Regions from separate parts of the Homo sapiens genome. Here region 1 is linked to region 2. The links are chromatin loops, found by intact Hi-C in ENCODE. Cell type or tissue: Panc1. All regions are shown on one strand.

What was found. A loop is a pair of places that touch in the nucleus more often than their neighbours do. Peaks named below come from ENCODE experiments on the same cell type or tissue, not always from the same donor. Only the 100,000 strongest peaks of a DNase experiment are listed, where the experiment ranks them.
Region 1: a loop joins it to region 2, with 3 times the contacts of the local background. A loop is called at or near these places in 16 of 110 quality-filtered maps.

The regions. Positions count from the first base shown.
Region 1 is chr6:45,381,401-45,389,400 of GRCh38, reverse strand. All of the region lies in intron 2 of RUNX2 (RUNX family transcription factor 2), which reads right to left. Among named protein-coding and RNA genes, the nearest start is that of SUPT3H, 7.5 kb to the right of the region's middle. In Panc1, no CTCF peak of the experiment used is centred here; no DNase peak of the experiment used is centred here.
Region 2 is chr6:44,651,894-44,659,893 of GRCh38, reverse strand. No RefSeq gene overlaps it. Among named protein-coding and RNA genes, the nearest start is that of MIR4642, 220 kb to the right of the region's middle. RefSeq lists enhancers at 7,487-7,986, 7,987-8,000. In Panc1, CTCF peaks have their summits at 3,989 and 4,203 (motif pointing left); a DNase peak (open chromatin) is centred at 4,223; H3K27ac peaks cover 869 bases.

The sequences.
Region 1 (8,000 bases), 730 kb before region 2:
TATGATCTTTCTAGACCAGTGATCTGTTGGCTGTTTCATTGTTCAGGATTTCCAAAAGGATATCTCCCAGATCGTGAAAGTAGTTCCAAGTTAGGTTCCAAATATTTGAGCAATGGCAAGATTATTGGGACAATAATAGTAGAAAATGACTTTATTATTGGTATGCAATATAAAAATCACAGTCATAAACATGTGTTCTATTGAAGAGAAACTATTGAACTAAGTATGACTGGCTAACTTCAAGTTTCATTAATATTTATTTACTATTTGTTCACTTACTTGGTCATCAATTAGCACTTGCTGCAAGACAAGTAGTAGTAGAAGCCGAAGGTTTAAGAAACATTTGTTGGAGGATAATTTAAAATTGAGAAATTCAGTTCATAAATTCCTTCCCCATGAATTGGGAAATGACTGCCATTATTTGGTTAGAATGAGATGATACCAGTGCTGGAGCATAATTTGAGAATTGCTATATAGGGGGAGTCGCTGAATATTTCTGATGCTATGAACAACAATTTTATTATTTCTCTATTATAAATGTAAAATGAGAGTAGAGAAGCAAGATTTTTTTTATAGTATTTGCTTTGTAAAACTTGGAAGAAAGAAATCTCTTGGTTTAGATTTTTAAATCCTGTATGACACCCATTTCTAGAGAGAAACCAGTAGATTTTTAAAAGTCCTTAACAATATTGTTCCAAATAAATGTATTTGTAATATGAAAAATATGACCAAAAATGACTAGAATGTGGTTGAGTAACATAGTTTGTGCTTCATCATTGCTTGCTAGTTGGAGGAGTCACAAATTCTGTAGATGCTCTAGTGCAAGTTGTTCTCAAACATTAACTTACTTCAAAATCACCTGGACAACTTGTTAAGTTAGATTGCTGAACTCCGCCCCCCAGAGTATCTGATTCTGCAGGTTTGGGGCGGGGCCCAAATATTCATTTCTAACGAGAAGCAGATGCTGCAAGTACACTTTTAAAGCCACTGCTGTATGCTCTGGGCTAGCTGCAATTTAACAAGCCTCTGGTTATCTCTGTCCTATTCCTCATAGTGTGGCAACAAAACTTTATCACCTCATACAGGATTTACCCTGTCATCCTCACTTTTTCAGCAAAATAGTTGCTTTCATACATTACTGAAAAAACTGGGATCATTAGGTATGGTCTGCTTCAAGTTCTCATTTCTTTTTTCCAATCTGCCTCTTTTCTAATTTAAGACTCATCTCACTTTCTGGGCTCTTTTCTAGGGTCTAATTCTATCTTTGCATCCAGTGATTTCGTCATTAGCCTTCGTCTATCCCAAGTGTTCAAACCTTCCCTCCTTACCAGCTTCTTCTCGAAAGCCTGTAAATAACCTCAAGTCTTTTGATCTTGAACATCTATATCATGGCCCTGAATATTTCTCCAGCTACTCTTTCTCTTTCACAGGCCAATTTCTTGGGAAGAATAAGGAACTTATAGGACTTTCCAAGTCACTATAACCAAGCTTCTATTCCTACCACTCTATTGAAGCTGTTTTGCCAACGATTACCTTCAACTGGCTAAGTCCAATTAATCCTGATTCTCGTTTTAGCATCATTAATATGCCTCTCTGAAACTCTGCTCTCCTGGTTTCTGTGACACCACTAAGCACCCTCTCAACGTTCCTTGTTGACTCTTCCTCTCCTCCTCCCATTGACTGTGTTTAAGGTAACTGTATAAAATCCCAGTGGCTATAACCAGTAGCACAACTGGAATATTCAGGCAGAATGGTGCGGATAGAAGCTAGAATACAGTCTGGAGATCAGGAGAGTATGTGGACATTTAGATCTGGGAACTAGAAGCATTGAATGTGGATATTTAGGATTTGATGTTTGACTCACTTCTCATTGTTTTATGCACTGTCTCGGGCATTTCATTGTCTCCTTTGGCTTCCGCTGTGCCCACACAGATTCTTGCGAGAATGTTTCTAGGCCGAATCTAGGAACAGGGCTGTGTGTCGCATGTGAGTTATGTGTGTGGAATGATGAGTGCTGTGTGCTTCTGGTTCCTAAACCTAAATGTGCAGCCACTCTCTTGAACTACATAATTTATTCTAGCTTCTATCTTGACTATTTTGCCTGAATATTCCAGTTTGCTACTTGTCATAGCCACTGAGATTTTGTACAGTCACCTCAAACATATGTCCAAAACTGCCATTTTAGTATGCCTTGTCTTGATAAATGGTACTACCATCCACTCAGTAAGTCAAGAAACCTTGGAATGATACTTGAGTTCCTTCTTTGCCTTACTTCTATCCTCATGTCTTACGAGTACCCAAGTTATATAAAATTCTACTTCTTTAGCATTTCTCCTGCCATCTTCTATTGTTTCCTACTCCATTGACTTAACTCTAGCCCGTATCACCTCTTCCTGAACTGTTAGCTCCTTCCAGTTTTTCACCCTTCCAACCTGTCTTACACATTACTGTCAACTAAAAAGCAAACTATGTCATTGCATTAAAAAAAATTATTCCAAGGCTCACCATCTTTTATTAGATAAAGCCCAAACTTAATGCCCAAGACTTTATTTGATCTGGCTCCTGTCAAATTTCTAGCTTTCTTTCTCATACCCTATGATCTCATCATGCTGGACAACTGGCAGTTTCCTCCAACACACTGACTTTGCTAATACGGCTCCCTCTGCCTAAATTATCCTTCCTCATTTTGTTAAACCATCATTTACTCTTCAAGGCTGAGTGATGCGTCATCTTCTCAACAGTAACGACAATAATGACAAAAAAACCCAACATTTATTAAGAGCTTATCATGTGCAAGGCACTTTGCATACATTTCCATGTAATCCTCATCACAAGACCTTGAAGACAACTGAGGTTCAGAGAAGTTATCTTCCTTGACATCTTTCTCTGCTCCAGTCAACACTTAGTGGCCTCAAATGACTACTCCCTAATTGTGTCTCTGCTACAATCTATACATATGGAGGTAAGATAATTTATATCAGAGCATAGTTTTGAAGGAAATGATCTCCAATTTCTTTGAGAAAATGCACTAATAGGACGGGCGCAGTGGCTCATGCTTGTAATCCCAGCACTTTGGGAGGCCGAGGTGGGCAGATCACCTGAGGTCGGCAGTTTGAGACCAGCCTGACCAATATGGAGAAACCCCATCTCTACTAAAAATACAAAATTAGCCAGGCGTGGTGGCATATGCCTATAATCCCAGCTACTAGGGAGGCTGAGGCAAGAGAATCGCTTGAACCTGGGAGGCGGAGGTTGCAGTGAGCCGAGATTGTTCCATTGCACTCCAGCCTGGGCAAAAAGAGTGAAACTCCGTCTCAAAAAAAAAAAAAAAAGCACTAATAAGCTGCTGGGTGGGCAGTAAGCCCTCAAAGACTGGAGCCTGCTGGAATCTAAGAAAAGAAAAAACTACTTAATATTAAAAACAAATAAGAATTTGTGGGTGAGGAAGAGCAGAGGACTGAGTAGAAAGAAGAAAAAGGGGCACTGTGGAGAAGCACGATATTGTGGCAGGAGTGCTTTTTCACCAAGGCTGGAGTGCAGTGGTGCGATCTTCGCTCAACACAACCTCCACCTCCCAGCTTCAAGAGATTCTCCTGCTTCAGTCTACTGAGTAGCTGGGATTACAGGCATGCACAACCATGCCCAGCTGATTTCTGTATTTTTAGTACAGACGGGGTTTCACCATATTGACTAGGCTGGTCTTGAACACCTGACCTCAAGCGATCCACCCACCTTGGCCTCCCAAAGTGCTGGGATTATAGGTTTGAGCCACCACACCTGGCCTGCTTTTAAGAATAGAAATTTACAGTACTTTTAAGTTGTGTTTCTGTGATGTTGTGATGTTAACTCCCTTTCATCATTTCACAACCTTAGTAAATCTGCTGTGCCCACACAGAGCTTTGTGAAAATGCTTTTGGGTGAAACCTAGGAACAGGGATAAGTTCCACATCTGAGTGGATGTTTGTGGAATAAGGACAGATGGCAGCTCATCCATGAACCTCACTAGTTTACCGTAAGGGGAAGTTCAGAGCCAAAGCGGTTCAGTGAGAACATCAGCTCCCCAGAAATAAGAAAAAAACTTGGGTTGGGCATTGGACTTGCAAATGAGGTGGAATGGAGGTTCAAACCAATCCTAACCGAGAGGTTAAAACCCAGGGAGATCTCAGCTGACACCCAGGTTACATATTATCATAGTACCTTTGCTCTTCCTTGTTTATATACCTTTGTCTCTCCTAAATTCACCAGTAAGAAGTCTTTTTGAGAGCAGAGACTCTGTTATTCATCTTATATTCCCAATGTCTAACAATGACAAATAGTGTACTTACTACGTCCTCAGTAAATGTCTGTTAAAAGAATAATTGTCAAATTTACATAAGTTTACTGAATTAAGAAAAAATAGGCTGGGCATAGTGGCTCATGCCTGTAGTCCCAGCAGTTTGGATGCTGAGGCAGGAAGATGACGTGAGGCCAGGGGTTTGAGATCAGCTTGGGCAACATAGTGAGACCCCATCTCCATAAAATTTTTTTAAAAAATTAACAGGGTATGGTGGTGTGCATCTGTAGCATCAGGTGGGAGGACTGCTTGAGCCCCGAAGTTTGAAGTTACAGTGAGCTATGATTGTGCCACTGCACTCCAGTCTGGGAGATAGAGTGAGACCCGGTCTTTAAAAAAAAAAAAAAAAAAAAAAAAAAAAGACACCCTAATGTCTAATACTTGAGATAAGATTTTGTGTTTAATAGTACTATGTCTAACACATTAAAAATATAAACATTATAAAATTACTCAATAACTAATTATAATAAAAACTAGAAAACTGGCCAGGCACAGTGGCTCACACCTGTAATCCCAGCACTTTGGGAGGCCAAGGTGGGAGGATCACTTGAGGCCAGGAGTTCAAGACCAGCCTTGCCAACATAACAAAATGCTGTCTCTACAAAAAATACAAAAATTAGCTGGGCGTGGTGGTGCATGCCCGTAGTCCCAGCTACTCAGGAGGCTGAGACATAAGAATAGCTTGAACACCGGAGGTAGAGGTTGCAGTGAGCTGAGATCATGCCACTGCACTCAGCCCAGGCAATGGAGTGAAACTCTGTCTAAAAAACAAAGAAACAAACAAACAAACAAAAAAAACCCCAACCACTCCCCCCACCCCTGGAAAACAATAATAACTACAAATTATTAAATATTTTCAATGTGTCAGGAACTTCCCATTTAAATCTGATATCAACCTTCCTACATTAAGTATTCCTATCCTTATTTTACAGTGGAGGACACTTATTTTCAGTTGAATAACTTGCCCAGCATTATGGCTAAAGTGACACCAAAGCCTTTATTTTTTACACTATACCTGACTGAGTTAAAGAAATGGTTTTAAACATATTCTGGAAAGAGGAAAATACAGCTTATGCTGCATCTGTAAAAAGCTAAAAATAAAAACAAAGTAACCTGGTGAAACCTGTTGGTACAGTTCCCTGATTACTATTAACAAATGATCTGAGCATTACTTAGTCAAAATAGGTTTGTTGCATCCACCTTCAGAATGTGAAGTAGGAATAACAGGTTGCCTTAGCCACACTGTAGTTTATTTTATATGACACCAAATAACTTTTGGTCCTGTTTCCACATGTAATAGAAAAAGAAGGCAGTTATTTGAATAATTTACTGAAATAGATTCAGTTTCAATGAAAATACTTTGGAGAACTGGATGTTTCTGTATACTCGTCTTAACTTTATTCTCTACTTTCATGGATTAATAGACCAAAAAATATTTTTCTTTTTCTTTTTTTTTAAACAAGGGGATGTTTAGCTTTTCTCAAACTTTCTTAAAGGTATTCCTTGACATATATTAGATAGGTCTAAATGGAACTTTATTACATGAGCAAGATTAGAAATTAATTTAATTATTATAGAATGTTACAAATTCAAAGTTCTCATTTCCTTAAGAACTTATTTATTTATTTACTGAGACAGGGTCTTGCTTTGTTGTCCAGGCTGGAGTGCGGTGGCGCTATCTTGGCTCACTGCAACCTCTGCCTCCTGGGTCCAAGCGATTCTCCTGCCTCAGCCTCTCAAGTAGCTGGGATTACAGTCATGTGCCACCCCACCTGGCTAATTTTTTGTGTGTTTTTTTTGTAGAGATGAGGTTTCGTTATGTTGGCCAGGCTGGTCTTGAACCGGCCTCAAATGATCCACCTGCCTTGGCCTCCCAAAGTGCTGGAATTATAGGTTTGAGTCACCGTGCCCGGCCCAGAACTTATTTATTTTTGATGGCAAAACATTAAAGATAATACAAACATCATGCTTAATTATGTACTTATTCCCCAAACTGCATTCCTGATCTCTTGCACCTGCCCAGCATACTCCAACCCCAATCTTCCCCATCTCAGCTAATGTAGGCAAATCAATTTTTCCAGTTGCTCTGAACAAAATTGTTCATCCTTCATTCCTCTCTTTCTCTAGAACCCTAAATCCAATGTGTCAACAAATCATATTGGTTTTCAAAATATACCCAGAACCCAACCATGTCTTAAGCCCTCTACTGTAACAACCCTAGTACAAGCTACCATCATCTTTTGCCTGGGTTACTGCAATAGGACCTGTCACTCTACAGACTATTTTCAACCTGGCAGCCAAGGTAACCAATTTAAAGCCTAAATCTTACGATGTCAATCTTCTGCCAATAGCCTCTCAGTGTCAGGCACACAAGGCCTTTCACCATCTGGCCTAGTGCTTCTCTGACCTCATATCACATGATTTTCTTTCTGGGTTACTCTTCTTTAGCTACAGTGGCCTCCTGGCAGTTGCTTCAACTTACCAGACCTGTCCCCACCCTACGGTTTGCACAAGTTGTTCTCATAGTCTGGAATGCTCTTTCTTCAGATATGTGCAGGTATCTCCTTCACTTTCAAGTCATTCTTCAAATACTACTTTCTCAGTGAGGCCTGCTTCAACTGCCCAATTTAAAAATGACATCTTCCCCATTTCTCCTGTGCTTGGTCTCCTTCCACATCCCTTCCTGTATAAACTTTTTTGATAACACTCATGACCTTCTAACATACTATATAATTTAGGTATTTATTTTAGGCATTTATTTTTATTGTCTAACTTCTGCATGTGAGTTTGATGATGGCATATGTTTTTGTCTGTTTTGTTCACTGCTCTATCTGCAGCTTCGAGAATAGTGTCAGGTACATGGTAGGCCTACAACAATCCGTTGAAATGTAGAAGTTGTTTGATTCCAGTACAAGAGTTTTACATATTGGATTCCATGGGAACGGGAACAACTAAGTTTTCATGTGCCTGAAGAGCTCAAAGGCTCTTTGAAACTCTGGTATTCCATGGTTCCCTTACCATTCTGACTCTCAAAAACATAATCATTTTTTCAGCAGCCAAGCACTACTTTTAAAAGACACTGGACTGTGAAATCTACAATGATAGGTCCCTAAGAGGATGATCATGATTACAATTCTACAAGCTACCTGGTACTGTAAAATTTTTTAACATTTCTTTTCTAATCATTGTACTGCTTTTCCTTATGAATGCAATTGGAAGGTAGGGGAAGCCAATTTGATTACACCTTAATAATTTTGTGGCACCCCAACCCCCTGCAGTGCATCAGCATATTTGATACATCTTTTCACGCTGGTTTTTCTTTTGAAATGTGTAACATCAGGCAGGGCATGGCAGCTCACTCCTGTAATCCCAGCACTTTGGGAGGCTGAGGCAGGAGGATCTCTTAAGCCTAGGAGTTTGAGACCAGCCTGGGCAACCTAGGGAGATCCCCATCTATACACAAAATTTAAAAATTAGCTGAGTGTAGTGGCACATGCCTGTAGTCCCAGCTACTGAGGAGGCTGAGGTGGAAGGATTGCTTGAGCCCAGAAGGTTGATGCTACAGTAAGCTATGACTGCATGACTTCACTCCAGCCTGGGCAACAGAGAGGGAAACCCTGTCTCAAAAGAAAAAAAAAAGAAAAGCCCTGAATACTTTTGTAATTTT
Region 2 (8,000 bases):
AGGAAATTAAGCTTGAGAAATCCACACTCAAAGGCATCTTTTCTTCCCACAAAGGAAGTATCTGGAAGAAGTTTGCTGGTGTGTGAGCATTTTATCCATTTCCCCACACAGACTGAATTTAGCACAGAGGGTGGAAATGAAAGGATCGGGGAGTCCCTGATCTTAGCTGCATAAACTGTAAGAATTCTGTTTTCAAAGTGGCTACCCCAAAACTTTACGCCAGAAATAGAGCTGACCAAGGCAGAATCTGCAGGTGAAGAAGTCTGTTTTAGCTGTGTGTGTAGTGAGATAATGTAAGACCGTATAATGGTAAAAGGCACTGTTCAATATGTGTACAGGGAAATATACTTTTATCTGTTATTGATTTCTAAAGAGGAGTAATTTGAGAATGTGCCTCAGCCTAACTGTAGAGGGATGGATTGGAAGCCTATTTCATGTCTCTCCTGGGTCTGACCACAGGTCAGTCGGACAACAGACTGAAGGCATGTCCTCTCTCCACAGTGGCCAGGCTTTGGCTCAAGGTGGAATACAGTCCCTGGACTGGGAGCCCAAGACCAATTACCCAATCGGTCAGACCTTGCCGCCACTGTGTGCCCAGTTTTCTGTCCCTTTGCATGATACAGATTACAAAGGATGGCAGTCAGGTGGGATTTGAGGTGTGCCCTTGTGGCAGAGGAAGCAGCTATTTGTCTGTTTAGGGTCCAAAATGGGGGCTGGGGGAGCTGGAGGGGGGCAGATGACTCTGAAGCTTAGAAACTCATCTGGTCTTTTCTGACTCTGTTACTTTTTATCCATAAATGTCCCCTAAGAGAACACAGAAAGGAGATTTGATTCTATTCTGCTTGCCCTCACCATGCTTCAAATCACAGTAGTCCGAACCAATGAAACTCCCAGAAGACATCTAGCCCAACACCGCCCCATGTCCCCATTTCTTCTATTTTGATGTTTTTAATCAGCAATTGTCTGAGAAGTCCACTTGACAGGTTTGTTGGAATTGTGTCAATTAAAAATAAACAGCTTGGAAGTGGAAACTACCCAAAATATCTATGAACAGTCCAATGGATATATAAATTGTGGTGTCATCAGATGTTGGAATACTATACAGCAATGGAAAATGAGCAAACTGCAATCAGACATAATGGTAGGAAAGAAGGTAAAAGTAATCCATGATACAGAAGTTAGGAGAGTGGTTCTCTGGGGGAAATAGGGCTAGGAGGTAGTATGGTGGAGTTTCTGGGTGCATGTAATGCTCTATTTCTTGATTTAGGCAGTAGTTACTTGGATGTGTTCTGTTTACAGAAATTTGTCCAACTGTAGTGTTTGTGTACTTTATACATATTATATACCAATAAAAGAGTTAAAAATCTATATTTTACTTATGTCTTGTATGATTCCATTTGTATGAAATATCCAGAAGAGGTAAATTCATAGAGACAGAAATAGACTGGCAGTTGCCAGGGGCTGGGTGGACAGGAGAAAGGAGAGTGACTGCTTAAGGAGTACAAGGTTTCCTTTTGGGTAGAACTAGGTAGAGGTGATGGTTACATGACATTATGAGTGCACTAAATGCCATTGAATTGTTCACTTTAAATTAGTTAATGGTCAATTTTATGCTATGTGAATTGTACCTCAAAAAAAAATTCTATCTAGGATGGTCACCTTTTAAGGGCCATCTTTTTTTTTTTTTTTTTTTTTTTTTTTTTTTGCTTTTTGAGACAGAATCTTACTCTGTCACCCAGGCTGGAGTGCAGTGGCACAATCACAGCTCACTGCAACTTCCACCTCCCAGGCTCAAGTGATCCTCCCACCTAAACCTCCCGAGTAGCTGGGACTGTAGGCACACACCACCATGTCCAGCTAATTTTTGTATTTTTTGTAGAGATGGGGTTTTGCCATGTTGCCCAGGCTGGTCTCAAACCCCTGAGCTCAAGCAATCACCTGCCTTGGCCTCCCAGAGTGCCGGGATCACAGGCATGAGCCACTGTGCCCAGCCTAAGAGCCATCTTTGTTGCTGTGATTCCTGTAGCTCAACAGCTTTGCCCTCCCTCACTCTTGCCATGGCTGCAGACAGCTGAGGTTGAGGGGCTCTGGTCTGAGTCCAGATAACTGGGGAGTTCCAGGATAATGCCCAGGGAGCTGTTACAGGGAAGTAGACTTAGACTTTTAAGCAGCCCACAACACCTCCTAGAGGTCCTTGGGCGACGGAGCCTGGGCTTGTGGAGTGCCAAGCTTTATCCGACTGCCATGTCAACACCACTCCAGAGTCAAAGACTTCCCAGGCCTTCAGCCCCATCCTCATCCCTGCCCTAGGCAAAGTTGGGTCTGGAACGTTTCCCCTCAGCCTTGGGAGGAAACTCACATTCGAAGCAGTGTGTGAGCCCTGGCTGGCGAGCGATGGCCACTCACACTGTTATCCCTTTCTCAGCAATAATGTTTAGGTTCAGGAAAGAGTTCCAAGATATATATAATTCCTCATGCTGAGTAAGGGCTTCAGCCTGACTCCACAGCTGCCCCGGCTACTGCTCTCTCCAGGAATGTTATTACACCAGCACTGGCCCGGTGCTAGAGATGGGGTCTCTCAATGTTCTCATTATGTGCTCCGTATTTTTCAGGTCATGTAATTCAGCTGTAAAAATTTGCCCCTGGCTGCACCTGGCATAGGAGTGGCACAGAGGGGTGAGTTTATTTTTTTAAGGTACTGTTAAAAATAAATTTAATAAGGGAAAGAGAGAGGAAAAGAGAGAGCAAGAGACTAAGACTGTGTTTAATTTGAACTATGAAGGAGAAGATATGAACCGAAGGTCTGAGATCCTGGTGCTTTGGCTGTATGTGTGTCTGTGTGTGTGTGTGTGTGTGTGTGTACGCACGGGAGACTACATGTTTCTCCTGTGTAACTTAAAGCCAGCTTTGTTTATTTAACTGAGATTTTCCAGATCGTTAGTTTGTGATGTGGCTTAGTTTATACTGTGCAATATCCCATTTTAAATACACTCAGGTACATAAGTGAAATGCAACGGAGCTACTTCAATTAGCAAGAGCATGGGCAGCAATTAAGTTTAAATGAACATTTTCATGAGTCTTTTCTTCCCCTTCCTTCTCTTAGCCATGTAATTAATGAGCCTCTGAATGAACCTACTCTCTGTCTATGGGCGTAGAAGATTTTGGCTCTGGAATCCAGGACATATAAATGGAGAGGAACGCAAAGGCCTCCAGGCTGCAAGCTGAGGGGGCAGGTGGCTGCCTTTCCATGTTGCTCTGCGTGGGTAGAAGGAGCCTCTCCCCTTCCAACAGCCTCACCTTAGGAATATAGGATAGGCCATGGGTGACCTTAGTATGTAAACCAAACCCCAGCACTTTTAGAGTTCTGTCCCACTTCTGGCTGAGAGAAGCTGTTTGGGAGATGCCACATTGAATATTGGGCTTTCCAGACTATTTTCAATGACTTATAAGAAAAACTGGGATGTATGAAATTGGCAAGTCCTGGAAAGACTGAGATGGTCCCGGTAATTAGGAGGTGGGGCAGACAAAGGTAGGAGACTGCTACATCAAGTCGTCCCTTTTTCTGCTTGAGCTATGTCACCAGGGTTTTGGGCATGTCTGTGTCACCTGGAATCCAAGTGTGATTGTTTTCATCCAGACATTCTACCAAGTGGAAACCAAGAGTGGAGGCTCAGTCCACAGTAAGAGAAGGCACAGGGCCCTGGACAGAAGGGCCTGGCTTCCAGGGGGATGGGGATCCCCAACGCGGGAGACTCCTTTCCCCTGTGACCAGAAGCTGGGGTCTAAGGACTCCTCCTGCTCAACCACATCCACTGGTCGGGGTCCACCCAGGCCAAGCACAGAGCTGCGGAGGGGCTGAGGTGGCCTCTGCCGGGGAATGGAAAACGGCTCTCTTGGAGGAACTGAAGGAACCCCCACTTCCGTCTTCTGTCCCTGGTGCCTGCATGGCAGGACCCTGGGACCATGAGCTCACAACTCCTCCCCGGGTCACTGTGGTGGACATCAGGATCACCCCTCGGTGCTCAGTGTTTGGATAGGGCACCCTCACGTAGCATCTCCCCCACAGGCCACCCAACCATAGCTAGGACACCTCTCTTTGGCTGGCCATCACCTCCACCCACTCTATTTGACAGTCGGTGGACGCTGTGCCCCCTCAGAAATCAGACCGAGGGGAGCTCAGCGTTCGGCCAGACTCGGGCGCCACCTGGTGTCTGCGGGCGTCCCTGCGGGTAGACTCGAGCCCCAGTTGTTTGCTTCTTTGTTGTTCCTGCTTCTTTTAGACCCAGAAAGGCTCTGTCGCAAGAGGTGGGGTCTGTCTCAATTACAGCGGCTGAGCAGGCACGGGTTGCCTGGGGACATTCCTTGATATTCATGTCACAGGACATGCTGTGCTCTGCACGGGTTTTCACACCTCACCATGAGGTTCTCAGGCCCTCAGTCAGGATTTCAGGGGTTTGTTTTGTTTTTTTAGGTAGGTAGGTAGGTAGATAAGGTAGATAAGAGTTTTGGGGGAAATGGGTTGTTTAGGAGTGAGGCTGGGTTTCTGTCTTATCTCAGCCACTTACCAGCTGTGGGATCATGGGAAAATTACTTTAATCTCTCTGAATTTCAGTTTCTTTATCTGTAAAATAGGAATAACAACACCCACTTCAGAGGGTTATATGAGACTTAAAATAAGTCCTGCCAAGTTCTTGACAACTGAAGGTGTTCAATAAATGTTAGTTCCTTCTTTCCTTAGCAAAGACAGTCATAGATAATAATATAGGTAGTAATTAAAGTTAGTGACACAATGAGAGTAATACTAATTTTTTCTTCCTTCCTCTTCCTTTGTTTTTCTTTCTTCCTTCCTTCCTTCCATCCCTCCCTCCCTTCCTTCCTTCCCTTACTTTCTTTCTTTTTTCTTCTTCTTCTTTTTCTTTCTTTCTTTTTTTTTTTTTTTTTTTTTTTTTTTTTTTTTTTTTTGAGGCAGGATCTTGCTGTGTCACCCAGGCTGGAGTGCAGTGGTGCAGTCTCGGCTCACGACAACCTCTGCCTCCCAGGCTCAAGTGCTTCTCCTGCGTCATCCTCCCACAGGTGCATGCCACCAGGGGTTCACCATGTTGCCCAGGCTGGTCTCGAACTCCTGCGCTCAAGTAATCCTGTCCGCCTCGGCCTCTGAAAGTGCTAGGATTATAGGTGTGAGCCACCGCACCTGGCCAGAGTGATACCAATTTTCTTCGTGTGTGCAGTGACAGGCAGAGCAGCGGCAGGGAGGAGCTCTTCATTCATACTTTCCTCCAGGCCCCTCCAGCGTTTTTCATGGCTGAGAAAGGGAGTCTGGGCTCTGTGTGGGGAGCCTGACTATAACTTCATTGAAGAGGCTAGTGGCACATTTCCATTCCAAACTGTATACAAAACTGGCTAATAAATAATCACTGTTGATCAAGCTTTGGAAAGTCCTCATCATCATTTACTGAGCACCTACTATGGGGAAGCCACATTTAAGTATTTTACCAATAGGGCCCCATTAACTCTTGTAGCTGCCACTCAGGGTCAGTTTTATTATCCCTATTACCTAGATGAGGAAACTGGGGCTCAGGGTGTCTCAAGTCACATATCTAGGAAGCAGTGAGGTTCACACAGTTCCAAATCCAGTTTGCCCTCTTCCTGCTTCTTGCAACTGCCCCTCAGAGCTGAGGCATTCTCTTAGGGGTCTTCTTCTGAAAGAACAGCCTGTCCCCGAACCAACCAGAAACAGCTTTCTCCACCAGCCACAGCCCCGGCATAAATCAAGTCTAGGTTCCTGCCCATGGGTCATTGGTCGGGCTCCCAGCTGTCTTCCGGATAGTTCCTGGCGTGTGGCTATATTAAGAATGTGAACCGTAACATTAACACTTAAAAAAAAAATTCAAAGAGAGAAAGAAAGAAAGGAAGAAATACCCCTAAAGAGACTCACATCAGGTCTAGCCAAGAGTCATAAATCAATGTCGGTAAATTTATAAACAGTTCATAAATGTAAGTGCTTTTCACAGGGCTGTTTGTTATTGTGTCGGGCTGAGCTGGGGGTGGGGCTGGGGGTGCAGAGAGGCACTGCATCCATTCTGTCTCCGGGTGAGGAGCAGCTCAGATGGCCCCGGTAGCAGAAGGAACAGGGATGGGACCAGTCCTGGTTGAATACTCACATCCAGGTGGCCACAGCATGACATAGGCTTGAGTGAACTGAGAGAACCAGCCTGGATGGCAGGTGAGCTGAGCCCTGAACCTGAACTGAGATTTTGAAGACATTTACAAAAAAAAAACCCCATCATAACAACTGTGTGGGTTTTTTGTTGTTGTTGTTTGTTTCCCAGATTCCCTTTTTTGCTTTTCTAAGTATTCTGCTCCTTGAAGCTCTGGAGGGTGCAGGACTGAGATGAGTAGCCAAAGGGGAATCCTATAGAATAGAGAAAAGAATTTTACACACACAGTCCCCACCCCACCTGCACACTTAATGGCACCCCCACCTCATCTCCACTCAGCCAGTTCCAGGACCCAAAGTCCAGTGACACCAACACCCAGTGACACATACTCTAAAACTGAGGACAGTGACAAGACAGAGAGCCTGGGTTTTGTCAGCAAGAAGGGAAAGTAGCTGGCCCCCGCTGCCATCCTGTCACTGGGTTGCAAAGCAGCAGTATTTGGACCCTGGAAGCTCAGAGGGCAGCTCGTGAAAAGAACTTCTCTCTATTTCTCCATTGAGACTAGGGAACACACACTATCCTCTGCATTATCTTTATGTTTCTCTCTTCTTTAGGTACCCCTTGACTCACACACGTACCACTTCTCCATTAGCCCCAAACCAAGGACGCTGTGCATAGAAACTCTTGCAAATGGATCCTTAGGGTAGAAGACAGGGTGTGGGGTTGCCCCAAGCTTCACCCCAGAAGCTCCAGCTTCTGGAGTTCCAGCTCTGGCCCAGTTCAGATGCCCTGTGGCATGTTCACCTCGACATGTCCCACCAGGTAGCTGGTTGGTAAGGGTGGAGTGAGAGTAGGTATCACCCCCTAGCCTTGGCTGCCCCCTTCCAAGCCCCAGCCCCCTTTGCTGTTGTTTGAGAGGATGTGGAGGCTAAGTGAAAGCTAGGCCAAGTTGTGACTTTGCTATTATACTTCACAGAGTCAAGGTCCATTCATCCCTCTGGAATGGCACATAATGAAAGCAGATTCTTAGAACTGATGCCTTCTGAGAGCTTCTCCTTCCCCAATTCTGAGACACACACATTTTTATGTGTGATTATAATTCTGCACACAAAGCAGCTCTTAAGACTTTTTTAAAAAAATGCATTTGCCCATTTATTGTAACAGCTGTTCCATTATTCTATAACCTTGTCCCCCCATTTCTGAGAGACCCCGGTCACTGCACCCTCTTCAAGAGGCTGCCGGGTTTGACAGAGTCGCCTTGCGCAGGCCCATGAAAAATTCCTTAACCAACTGCACCTTTCCAGGCCGGCACTAAACAGGGATTTCATTTATTTGAAAAGTAGGTATTAAATATGTCAGATATAGGAAGTTAAATGTAATGGGCCCAATTCCACACTCGGTTCCATATGCGTAAATCCCACTGATGGAGAACAGAGTGCGGCTCAAGCAGCAAAAATGAGGTCCCAAGTCTGTGGGAGGAAATTGCAGCCTTGATGGATCTTAGCTGACATTCTAATGGACATCAAACCAAGACTGTTAAAACTGGAAGGCGCCCTGAAGTTCTGGGGTTTTATCTTTTTATTTCTAAGTTTTAGGAGTTGTCGCATTCCTCTGCTTCTTTCTTTGTTTTGTTTGTTTGTTTGTTTTTTCCTAACTCCCAGTAAACATTTACCATTTCTCTTCAGAGCTTTTGTTTCAGCTCACCTGCACTGAAGCTGTTTCCCAAGAGGATGACCCGGGTGCCTGCCTGGCTAAGTAACAAGCAAACATTTCGGAGCCTAAGTTTGGGAAAGAGCCTGAAGGCCCCTACACCCTGAAGCAACATTCCAAGCCTTGCTGCTC